Regions from separate parts of the Homo sapiens genome. Here region 1 is linked to region 2. The links are chromatin loops, found by intact Hi-C in ENCODE. Cell type or tissue: PC-9. All regions are shown on one strand. Links, peaks and the distances in the headings refer to the core of each region. The heading gives the core; the rest is flanking DNA. Region 1 has its middle 15 kb from the start of FOXI1. Region 2 has its middle 14 kb from the start of LINC01187.

Region 1 (5,377 bases), core at 163-5,162, 64 kb before region 2:
ATGTGCCAGCTTCCCAAGGGGCCTGGGGGTTTTGTACTTCAACACTGCCCATGGAGAGTGTTCAACAGACCCCCTCTGGGGAGCAGGTTTGAATGTGGGCAGGAGCAGAAGATGGGTGGAGGTGATGGCAGGGAATGGCGGTGGGGGAAGGTAGAGGTGCTGATGGGGACTGAATGGGTGACCCAGTGAACAGCTGGGGAGAAATCCAGGGGCCAGCTGGGCCCTCACAGCTAGGCCTTTGGTCTGTTGGACATGAACAATTTCTCAGAGCATCAACATGGATCAAGACAAAATCAAGACCACTCCACAATCATGTGTGAACACAGATGAAAACATAAGCACTCCTCAAGCTGCAATATGACCACATGGCCCCAGTCCTAGCTAATATGAGGGGCTGCTGCTTTTTTGCCTGTTCCAGATTTAGCCTCACTCCATGCTTCCCTCCTTCCAAATATGATTTATTGTGGTGCCCAATTCTAGAATTTTCTTCACTTCCCAACAGCATTCAATCCAAGCAAAGCCCTTCTTCCTTAAGCTGTCCTCCAAACACCTAACATAAGCCCACATTTTTAAAGTCCTCTCTGATACCCTTATACTGAAATGCTCACTGTTCTTTATGTTACATGTTCCCCATCACTGCAGTGAGGGACCAACCCAACTTGTTTAACAACAGGGGTGTCCCAAGTAGCCCTTGGCTGGAGGACGTTGATAATAGGTGGGTTGAAAACTCATTCAAGTATTCATTTGTTCATCAGAAGTCTATGATGTACCCAGCACTGTGTTAGGAGTTAGAGACACTGTATACTGGTGAGACAAAAATGGTCCCATTCTCCAGGAGCTGATAGCCTGTTAGATAAACAGACAAGTAAACATCTTAGCATGGCTCCCTGTGGCATGCGCTCTGATGGGTCAGCACAAAGGAGGCACCTGTCACAGGTGAGGGGGCAAGGAAGGCTCCTTGGAGTGACACCTGAGAGAGGTCTGTGAGGGGCTGAATAATGCAGGCAGAGGTAGAGTATGCACAAATGCCTGGAGATGAGAGAGAAATGCAAGTGATTCAAGATGGCAGGAGTTAAGTAAGTGCAGGAAGCAAAGTAGCCTGAAATCCCAGAGAGAAGCTCATTTCTTCTTCCCAAGGCATCAGGGAGCGTTGCAAAGGTTGCGAGCAGGTGGGTAACAAAACTGAGAGTCACACTGATGACATTGAAAGGCTGGTGCCTCACCCCTCCTGCCCTCAGGGGCAATCTGAGTTCCTAGAAGCTAGCTGAGATGGAAGCCCCTTCTTTGCATTACAACTGGGGCAGGAAGTATGAAAGAATAATTCACAAAGTCAACTACATACAAATGAGTTGTTTCTGTACGGCAAAGCCTCCATCAACAGAGTAGGAAAGTAAACACAAAGGGAGAGAAATGTTACCGCATACATGTCAAAAATTTAATAACTGTATTGTAGGAAGATCTCTAGCAAATTAGTAAGACAAAGACTTTCCCAGTCGAAAATGGGCAAATCTATTTTCACCAACAAAGATATGCAAATAGATAATAGACACATGTAAAGAAGCCTAGTCTCACTAATGATCAAAGAAAATAGACCAAGATGATATTATATCCTTTCCACTGACACATCAGCAAAGCCTAGAACTGTCAAGGATAGGAGGGAATAGGTACCCTTGTCTCATATATTCTCGGATGAAGAACAAGGCAAAATGATCTTAAGGGCGATTCAGTAATGACCATGGAAATGTCTAATGTCTATCTCTTTTGACTTAAGGATCTCTCTACTACAAGTTTAATTTTGAGGCTGGGCATACCAAGATGTATGTACAAGAATGTGCCTCACAGATACATTTATATTAGTGCAAAGTTTATATTAGTGAAATGCAGGAATAACTTGAATGTCTACCATGAACAAAATGGAATAAATAAACCATGACATGGTTTATAATAATTCTGATGAAAGACTATGTAGCTATTTAAAAGGAATGAAAGAGATTTAGCAGAACTAATCGAAGCGGTATCAATGATGCACTGCTCAGAGAGAGGACAGGGAGAAAGACACCAAACAGGATGTCAAATGTCTTAGATATGTGAAAATATACCATGCGTTATTTAATGTATGGAGGGTAAGTTAGTACATAGATGATCTTTCTTCAGCTACCACAAACAAACTAGTCATATGTCACTTTCTCTTTTTTTTTTCTTTTTTTTTGAGACAGAGTCTCACTCTGTCACCCAGGCTGGAGTGCAGTGGCACGATCTCAGCTGACTGCAACCTCCGCCTCCTGGGTTCAAGCAATTCTCCTACTTCAGCCTCCCAAGTAGCTGGGATTACAGGCACCTGCCACCACGCCCTGGTAATTTTTGTAGTTTTAGTAGAGACAGGGTTTCACCATATTGGGCAGGCTGGGCTCTAACTCCTGACCTCATGATCTGCCCGCCTTGGCCTCCCAAAGTGCTGGGACTACAGGCGCGAGCCACTGTGCGTGGGCACATGTCGCTGTCTCCAGTGGCTCTTCCTTTCTTTTGGTGCCTTGGAGAGAGCATTGGACTGGAAGTCAAATGCCCTGTGTTTGAGTGCTGACCCTATCACTATTTAATGCAGTCCTGGCACTTATGGACTTGACTGGAAGAGGAAACAGCAGAATAAAGTGAAAGCCGGGCTTCCTTTAGCTTTGACCATCTGTTTTATGCCTGTGGTCATATTTTGATGCCCCAAGGAACCCTGAGAAGTAAATGAGGACAGGCAATATCTCCCTTCCCCAGATGACAGACACAGAATTGAGGCCTTATGTTAGTGACGCAGCAGGTTTGGGGATGAGGTGTAGTTCTGTAAGCTGTCTCCAATGTCATGGAGTGCCAGTGAGGGCAAGTCAGTGCTCACGTAGACTTAAAAACTCCCCAAATTTGGTATGTTAGTCAGCTTGGACTGCCATAATAAAATACCACAGACCAGATTGCCTAACAACAGAAATGTATATTCTTACAGCTCTGGAAGCTGGAAATCCAAGATCAGGATCCAGAATGGTCAGTTTCTGGTGAGGCATCTTTTCCTGGCATGAAGACAGCAGACTTCTTGCTATGTCCTTACATGGCTGAGAGAGAGAGAGAGAGAGAGTTCTTCTTCTTACAAGGCCACCAATGCTATGGGATTAGGAGGACATCCTTATTACCTCATTTAATCTTAATTACCCCCCAGAAGCCTTGTCTCCAAACATGGTCACACTGGGGCTAGAGCTTTAACAGATGAATGAGCCAAGGTGGTGGGGGAGTGGACACCATTCAGGTTACAGCATGTGGCTATGCTGGAGAGAAAGAACTAGTGCAAAAAGAAACATTGGATGAACTTAGGGCCAACAGAACTGAGAGGAAGTTCTTGAATGCAGCTCTTCCATGCACAAGTCCCAAAAACTGGACTTCTAGGGGAAACAGGACATAGCAGACAATGAAAAGATCACATATTTTGGAGAGTGACTTTCCCAATTCAAACCCTGGCTACTACCACGCTGTTGGGTGAGTGTCCGAGAGGCCTTGGGTTTCTCATGTCTAAAATAAGAGGTATTCAGACCCTCCCTACGGGTTAATCAAGCAGCTGTGAAGACAAAATGAGATACGGCCGAGTTTCCAAGCATGTGGGGCACACGGCACTGACATACACAGATGATTTTAGGTGACTCGTGGATAAAGTATTAGACAACACTGACTCAGAGAAGAAAGTTGTTCTTTTCTAACTGGGTTCAGGCTTTCTCTTTTCATCCAAAGAGAAAAGTCCAGTTTGATGCACACATGTCATCAGCACCCCCTAATACCTGCCAATCTCCCTTTTCCACAAAGGTTTCAAGCCCTTTGCAGGAAATAGTATCCAACAATAACTGAAGAATAGTTTGCATTTATTTTTACGATTATCTTTTCTATATAGCAAGTGAGGCTGGTTTACTTTTTAAAGTCATGACATAAAGTTTCCTTTTCAAATAAATTTACTTTAGAAAAAAAGAGCTGACTTAAATGAGTAATAGTAAATGAATGATAGTGCAGGTAAGATGTGACTATGGTTAAAGCAAACAAACCAATAGAAACTGCTCGGCAAAAGCAAAGCTTGAGTGACTGAATTTGGGGCAACTCTGTTGCTGGAGAGAAAGTACCAGACCCAGAGAGAAAAAAATGGGCATGGGAGGTAGGACTGACTAGCAGCTCCCACTTGGACAGGCAGAACAGCATGTGGAGACTCATGTCGTAAACTTTTGCTCCAATTACTGCAGGAGCATACCTGGAAAATGAAAAGAATACACAGACCTTTTTCAGTTATCTCACTGCAAAAGCCATGAGATAGCTGAAAAACGGTGAGTGCCTGAAGTGTGAGGGGCGAAAGCCCACCTCCGAACACACATCCTCACTGGGGAACCTGAAAATCCAGATCACCCAAGGAGGATTTAACCTTACCTAAAGTGTACACTGCCCAGGTGATGGGTATACCAAAATCTCAGAAATTACCACTACAGAACTTATCTGTGTGACCAAACACCTGTTCCCCAAAACTTATTGAAATAAAAAAGAAGAAGAAGAAAAGCAACATAACTACTGAAGGAAAGGCCGGGGATCATGGTGATGTATACCTAGCAGATGCATTTATTTAAAATGTAGGAAAATTAAGAAAATAATGTGAGATAACCTTAGAAGGAAGACTATGACCACACTGTTAGGTTATCTCAAGCTATAATGAAGCATTAAATAACATTAATTTTGTAATAGTGTTTTTAATGTATGGTATTTAATTATCTAGCTATACTTTTGGAATGGCTAGAGACAGAAAATACATAAAGGACCTATACAGAAAGGAACACAAGCAACTGATCATAATTAACATGACATTGAATTTACAAATTATCTAGCTATACTTTTTTGGAATGGCTAGAGACAGAAAATACATAAAGGACCTATTTAAAGGCTTTTCAGTGACTTGGGTGAGAAGACTATACCCAACATAAGGTTTCATCTTGATTACTGCTGGTATTCCCAGCTGCTAATACCTAGTACCTACTAGGTGAATAATACATGTTTGTTGAATTAATAACTTAATGCATAATAAAGAAATGCTTAATTAATGAAATAAGAGAGCCTGAGCTAAGATAACGACAATGGTAATAGAAAATAAGGAACAAATAGAAAAATATTGTTGAGACATAATCTATATGATTTAATATTAGATTGGAAGTGGAGAATGAATATATGAGTTTGGATTTTGAAGCCTGGGTGCACTGGGGGTGGAGTAGGGAAGATAATGAGGTTTTTACCCTCACTTGTACATAGAAAATTTTTTTAATTGTTAATCTTTTCATTGGAGGTATAAACTATGATTGAGCTTGGTAAATACCCATAGTAC
Region 2 (5,377 bases), core at 305-5,304:
AGTGGAAATATAGGCTCAGAGAGAGGAAAGCGCTTGCCCAAATTGGGGGATTCTGAGAGCTCAGCCTGACTCCATGGAACTGAAAAGCCATCGCCATCTCACAGCTGCTGCTGTGGGTTGAGCCATATGCTGATGATATCTTGTGTGGGAAGACCAGAGCAGTTTTAAAAATGAGAGGTGTCTGGTGTCAGGGCAAGTAGATAGCACTGGAGGGCCACCCCTCCTCAGGAATGGTCAGTGTTATTAATGGTGCTGTCTTTTTTTCTCCCTGTTACTAATCCATCAACATTCTGGCTAAATGGCACCTTTAACCAAAAGAAACAATTTGCTTGTCTGCAACTCTGAGGGAAGCTCATAAGGCTTCTTTCCTTCTCTCCTCTCTCTGCAAGCTGGAGAGCACACTGATGCCTTGTAGACAAGCTGCATGAACCGGCTGAAATCTCAGGTGGTGAAAGCACTGGACAAAAGGCGGTGAGAACTTTGGCTTTTCTCAATCAATAGAGGCCCGAAGGAGGGGCCTCTATTGATTGAAAATTCAACAAGTTCTGGTCCACGGGGCCTGGGAAGAAACTGCTGGCTTCTAGTCATTCAAATCACTAATTTGAATAGTGAAGAAGTGAGACAGATTAGAGAGGTAATAGGATGGGGAGACACAATGGGGTGCGTGGGGGGGAGAGAGAGAGAGAGAGAGCGTGCACAGGGATCATTTAAATAGACTAATTGAGCCTAATTTGACTAGCAGGATCCAGAGACAGTGCAGAGAATTGCCCTGAACTGATCACAATTTCTGAAAGCCAGACGCACTCAGCAGTTGTCCCAAGTAATTACTGATGTTCATACCGCACATTCGGGTTCCCGGAGCTCCTTTCTCCCACATGATTTCACAGAGTCCTTGCAAATTGCAGCCAGAAGCAGGAGACCCATTTTACCAATAAGGAGACTACGGTTGAAAATCCAAGGGCAAAGGGAAGCAGAACTGGAAGGCCCAGCATCTGACAGGCTGAAGGAGTCTGAAACAGAATTACCAGGGATCCTCAAACCCAGCCCTTCTCCTCCCACTCTCAGCCCCTTTCCTGCCAAAATGTTCAAGGTACAAGAGCCATGTGGACTCTGGTCTGAACAGGGGGGCTGAGCCATCTCTGGAAGAGGCCAGGGTGGAGGGGAAAACAGAAGGCTTAGCTCTTCTGTCTAACCAGTTTTTTGTTGTTGTTGTTTGGGGTTTTTTTGTTTTGTTTTGTTTTGTTTTTTTTTTTTTTTTTAAGTTTTACGGGTTTCAGTGTTCAACAAATGCCAGGATGCAAGGGGCAGGGTCTGTGACAGGCACCACTCTTGAAGGCCAGGGGTATCCGAGCTTCTTTCCTAGGCTGTGGGCCAGGTGCCAGCCTTGCTGCCCTCTCCAGCCCCATACCCAGTTACTTGGGAGTGAAAGCTCCCAAGCTTTAGAACCAGATGGCCCTGGGTTCTGATCTGCCTCAGGTCTGGCAGCTGTGTGCCCTTGTACATGTTACTTCACCTCTCTGAGCCAGTGCATTCCATCGTCATAAGGAGCAGGTGAAGGACTGTCAGGAAGGGGAAAATGCAGAGAGCAATATCTGTGGAGCACTTAGCCCAGGGCCTAGCAAGGATTGATCAATACATAGTCCCAATATTCCCTCCTGGCCCTTCTATCAGGTTTTTTTGTCATCAGCACAGTTATTAGATAGGAACCTGTACAGAAATCCTCTGGACTTCTGGTCAAAAAGACAGCAATTCTGACTCAGGGACTTGGGAAGGGCCTAGAAACAGGGCACTCAGTGGGCCCCAAGGTGAGCAGAGGCCAGAGGGGCCCAAGTGCAGGCCTAAGACCTGTCCTGGGCTCTGCGTGGCCCTTAGTGGCTTGGGAAATACTCTTTCAGCCAGATGCCATCTAGCATGACACCCCACCCTGCCACTTCCCAGGCTGCACCAGGCTCCCTCACTCCCTGAAGGTCTGGGAATGCGTCCCACTCAATCCCCCATGTTGCCTGGCCATGTTCAGCCTCTATTCGCCGAACAGAAATAGTGGGGAGAGAGGGTTGCAAGGCAGGGGACCAAGCATCCTAATTCAGTGCCCCTCTGGTTCCTTCTCTTTCAAAGCCCAGCCCTGGCCTCAGCTCCTAGCACAAGCAGCCTGGGACCCAGCCAGCCAGCCCCTACCCAGGCTCCCTGGATCACCTTTTGGATGCACCTGCTTTCCCGCCTGAAGCCGGCTCAGCCCAGTCCCTGCAGCCAGCCTGGAGTTTCCAGAGCTCATGCTGCCCCCTAGAGGTCAGCTCCTGCAGCTTTTCTTCTCAGTGTGGGACAGTCCCAGAGGGAAGGGGATCAAAAGGCTGGGAATGGCTCTGCTCCTGCACATGGCACCTCTGGCCAACAAGCACCCAGAGCCCAGCTAGAACCCACTTGGGTGGCAGCACGTGCAAGCGAAAGGATCTACCTATTCGAGTGGCTCTGCCCCTCCCCTTGGCCTCCCTATCTGTAAAATGGGAAGCATGATGATACCGCCCACACACAGCCTTTGAGAAAACTGACTGATCACTGGACTAGTAGGAGATAATCATCATTGTGATGATCATGGCTGTCATACTGAGCACGTCCTATGAGCCAGGTACTGTGCTTTGCATACATTATCTCATTAAATCTTCCCGAAAAACAAACTTCTGAAGGAGGAACTATTAGTATCCTCATTTTACACATGAGAGCACTGAAACTCAGAGAGAGCTGGTGACTTGTCCAGAGAGACACATTAATGCAGAGGACAGCCAGACTTTCAACCCAGGTCTGTAGGACACCAGACCCCTGTCCCTCACTGACCACAGCGTCCTGCCTCCCGGAGTTCAGATTACTCCCCACATCTCTCTCCCATGCTTCTCTTCCATATTTTCTCTGTTCTCTGTTGCCTTCAGCTGATTTGCTTGTCAGCGTCTCCAGGTCACTGTCCAGCACCACTGTCCTGGACAGCAGAGCCCCAAGTCTTTGCATGAGGAGGCAAGCTACTACCCAGATTGTGAGGTGGGGAACAGTGATGCCCAGAGGGCTGCTCTGGCCCTGGATGCTGGTGCAAGAGATGTCTAAAGTCGCAGCTTAGTCTCAGTGCAGTACAGACTCTGGGTGAGGCAGACATAGAATATTTCAGGTGTGGAGTCAAGGGGGCTCTTGGAGCACCACCTGGAAAGTAGCAAGGATGGCAGCTCTCAATTATTATGCACCTGCTGTCTTCCAAGCATCGGACAGTGTCGGCTGTCATTGAATCCTCTGAAGTAACACTGAGGTAGGTTGTACTGATCCCATTGGACAGGTGAGAAAGCCAAGGCTTGAAGGATGAAAACCCTTGCCCAAGATCACATAGCTCTTCAGTAAAAGAATCTGGGGTTCAGACCAGATGGGTGTCTGCCTGGCATGCAAACCCATCTATCTTGCCTCATGTGTCGTGCAACCCACCCTTCCCACTTGTGGGATGCTTGGGTCCTGGTTTAGTGAGCAGTCACTGTGCACAATGTTATGGGGCCCAGTGGGCCCTGGCCAAGTGCTCCCAGAATGGCTGAGATCCACCTGAATCTTACCTTCATCCTCTACAGCAACTAAGCCCCCTCAGCTTCTCAGAGGAGGCCTACTCTTTCAGGATGCTCAGAGGCAGTCAAGGGCCCTAGGTTCCAAATGTGTCTGCAAGTGCTCTTTTGGCCTCAACAAGTTGCAGAGACTAAGAAAATTGTATAGTATAGCTCAGTGGCTCAGATGCCCCAGCCCTGCAACTTCCTATTGAGATGGCCTTCTCTCAACATTGGTCCCTACATTTGTGGAATGAGGATAATGGTACTAACCTCCAAGGGTTGTTGGGAAGGTCAAATGAGCTAAGTGCAGTCACGTGCTTTCTCAGCAGAACACCTGACAGGTGGTTGGGGCTCAGTCAAGGGCCGCTATCATTAGAACCATCAATTCCCTGACCATCTCACACTGATCCAAAGTTTCTATTTGTCTTTAAGATAAAATGGAGAAAAACAATTTGTGACTGATGAATAAAGACAACTTAATGATTACACTTTCAAAACAAAGGGTGTTTGGGGCAAAATAGTAAATGAAGTCCTTTGTGCCACTGGGAATAAAAATGGGAAAATTCCAAAATGGGAATTTCTGCTCAGAAGTACTTGGGTCTTAATGAGTGAGGATCTCTTAGGGTCTTAATAAGTGAGGGTGTCCAAGGATCGGGAGTAAGGAACCAGAATCTCACTAAATGGCTGTTCTGAAATTTGTCCTTGAGTCTGCAGGAGGTCACAGGAAAAGAACATGGTATTTTGCTATTTTAAAAGTGTGGTTATGAAATGGTCTCCACCGACGGTTTCCTGGAACTCTGTTTTTCTTTACTCTGAACTCTGAATATGGAGGCAGATGACTTGGAATTAGCCTTGTTCCTACTTCTCCATTTCCTTGTTCTGGCAACAGTCCCCCAGTCTCTGTCCCTGGAGTTAGGCACTGCAGCAGTGAAAAGCTCTAACCTGGAAGTCAGGAGCCCTGGGTAACAGCTCTGGCTTTGTGGCCAGCCACCTGTCACCTGGGCAGGTCAGATCACCTCTCTAGACCTCCATCTGCCCTTCAGTAAAATGAGGGAGTTAAATTAGATGGTTAAGTTATGGATGTCCTGACATTCTTGGATTTCTCTTTAGTAAATATTAAACTATTGTCTTTTCTTCTTGGCCACAAAGAACTCAAGTGTCTCTGAATTATTTTTACAGCCTCTGTGTCCAGTCCAGGGCCTATTACAGTGGAAAGGACCTGGTATTCTGGCCCCTACTTGGCCATTTACTGACTGAGGGAATGTGCAAAGGCATGCCCCGCTGAGCCCATCTCTCCATCTTGAAATGTGGCCCAATGTCCTTATCATAGAGCTTTTGAGAATGACAATATATGGAAGGCATCTAACACACAGTAGGTACCCAGGGATCTTCTGTTGAATAGGCCCACATAGAGGTGGTTTTAACTTAACTACTGGCTTCCAAAATGAAATGCTGTTCCTGTTCCGCCAGTGACTTGGGACACATTTATCCCCCGTAACGCTCCAGTTCCCAGCAAAAGACATGCTTTGTCGCACCAGCCAGCACACCCGGAAATAAGGAGCTCTATTATTGTCCCTAATGGGCTTGGAAATAGCTACAGATTTAGGCCTATGGATGCAAAACACTGGCTTGATCTGGAAACTAGGGGCTGACTTCCTTTACCCATGACGAGAATTTTCAAAGCAGTCAGTTGTTCTCGAAAAAATCACCCCAATTTTTCCAATGCTGGAAAACTAGACAGGCCCCTTCTCTCTTGCTCCACAACTTAGAATCCAAGAGGGTCCAAGATGGAAGGCAGCTTAGAGAACTCT

What was found. A loop is a pair of places that touch in the nucleus more often than their neighbours do. Peaks named below come from ENCODE experiments on the same cell type or tissue, not always from the same donor. Only the 100,000 strongest peaks of a DNase experiment are listed, where the experiment ranks them.
Region 1: a loop joins it to region 2, with 3.0 times the contacts of the local background. A loop is called at or near these places in 2 of 110 quality-filtered maps.

The regions. Positions count from the first base shown.
Region 1 is chr5:170,117,859-170,123,235 of GRCh38, forward strand. No RefSeq gene overlaps it. Among named protein-coding and RNA genes, the nearest start is that of FOXI1, 15 kb to the left of the region's middle. In PC-9, for the core only: no CTCF peak of the experiment used is centred there; DNase peaks (open chromatin) are centred at 2,963 and 3,653; H3K27ac peaks cover 2,345 bases.
Region 2 is chr5:170,181,969-170,187,345 of GRCh38, forward strand. No RefSeq gene overlaps it. Among named protein-coding and RNA genes, the nearest start is that of LINC01187, 14 kb to the right of the region's middle. In PC-9, for the core only: CTCF peaks have their summits at 2,291 (motif pointing left) and 2,498; no DNase peak of the experiment used is centred there.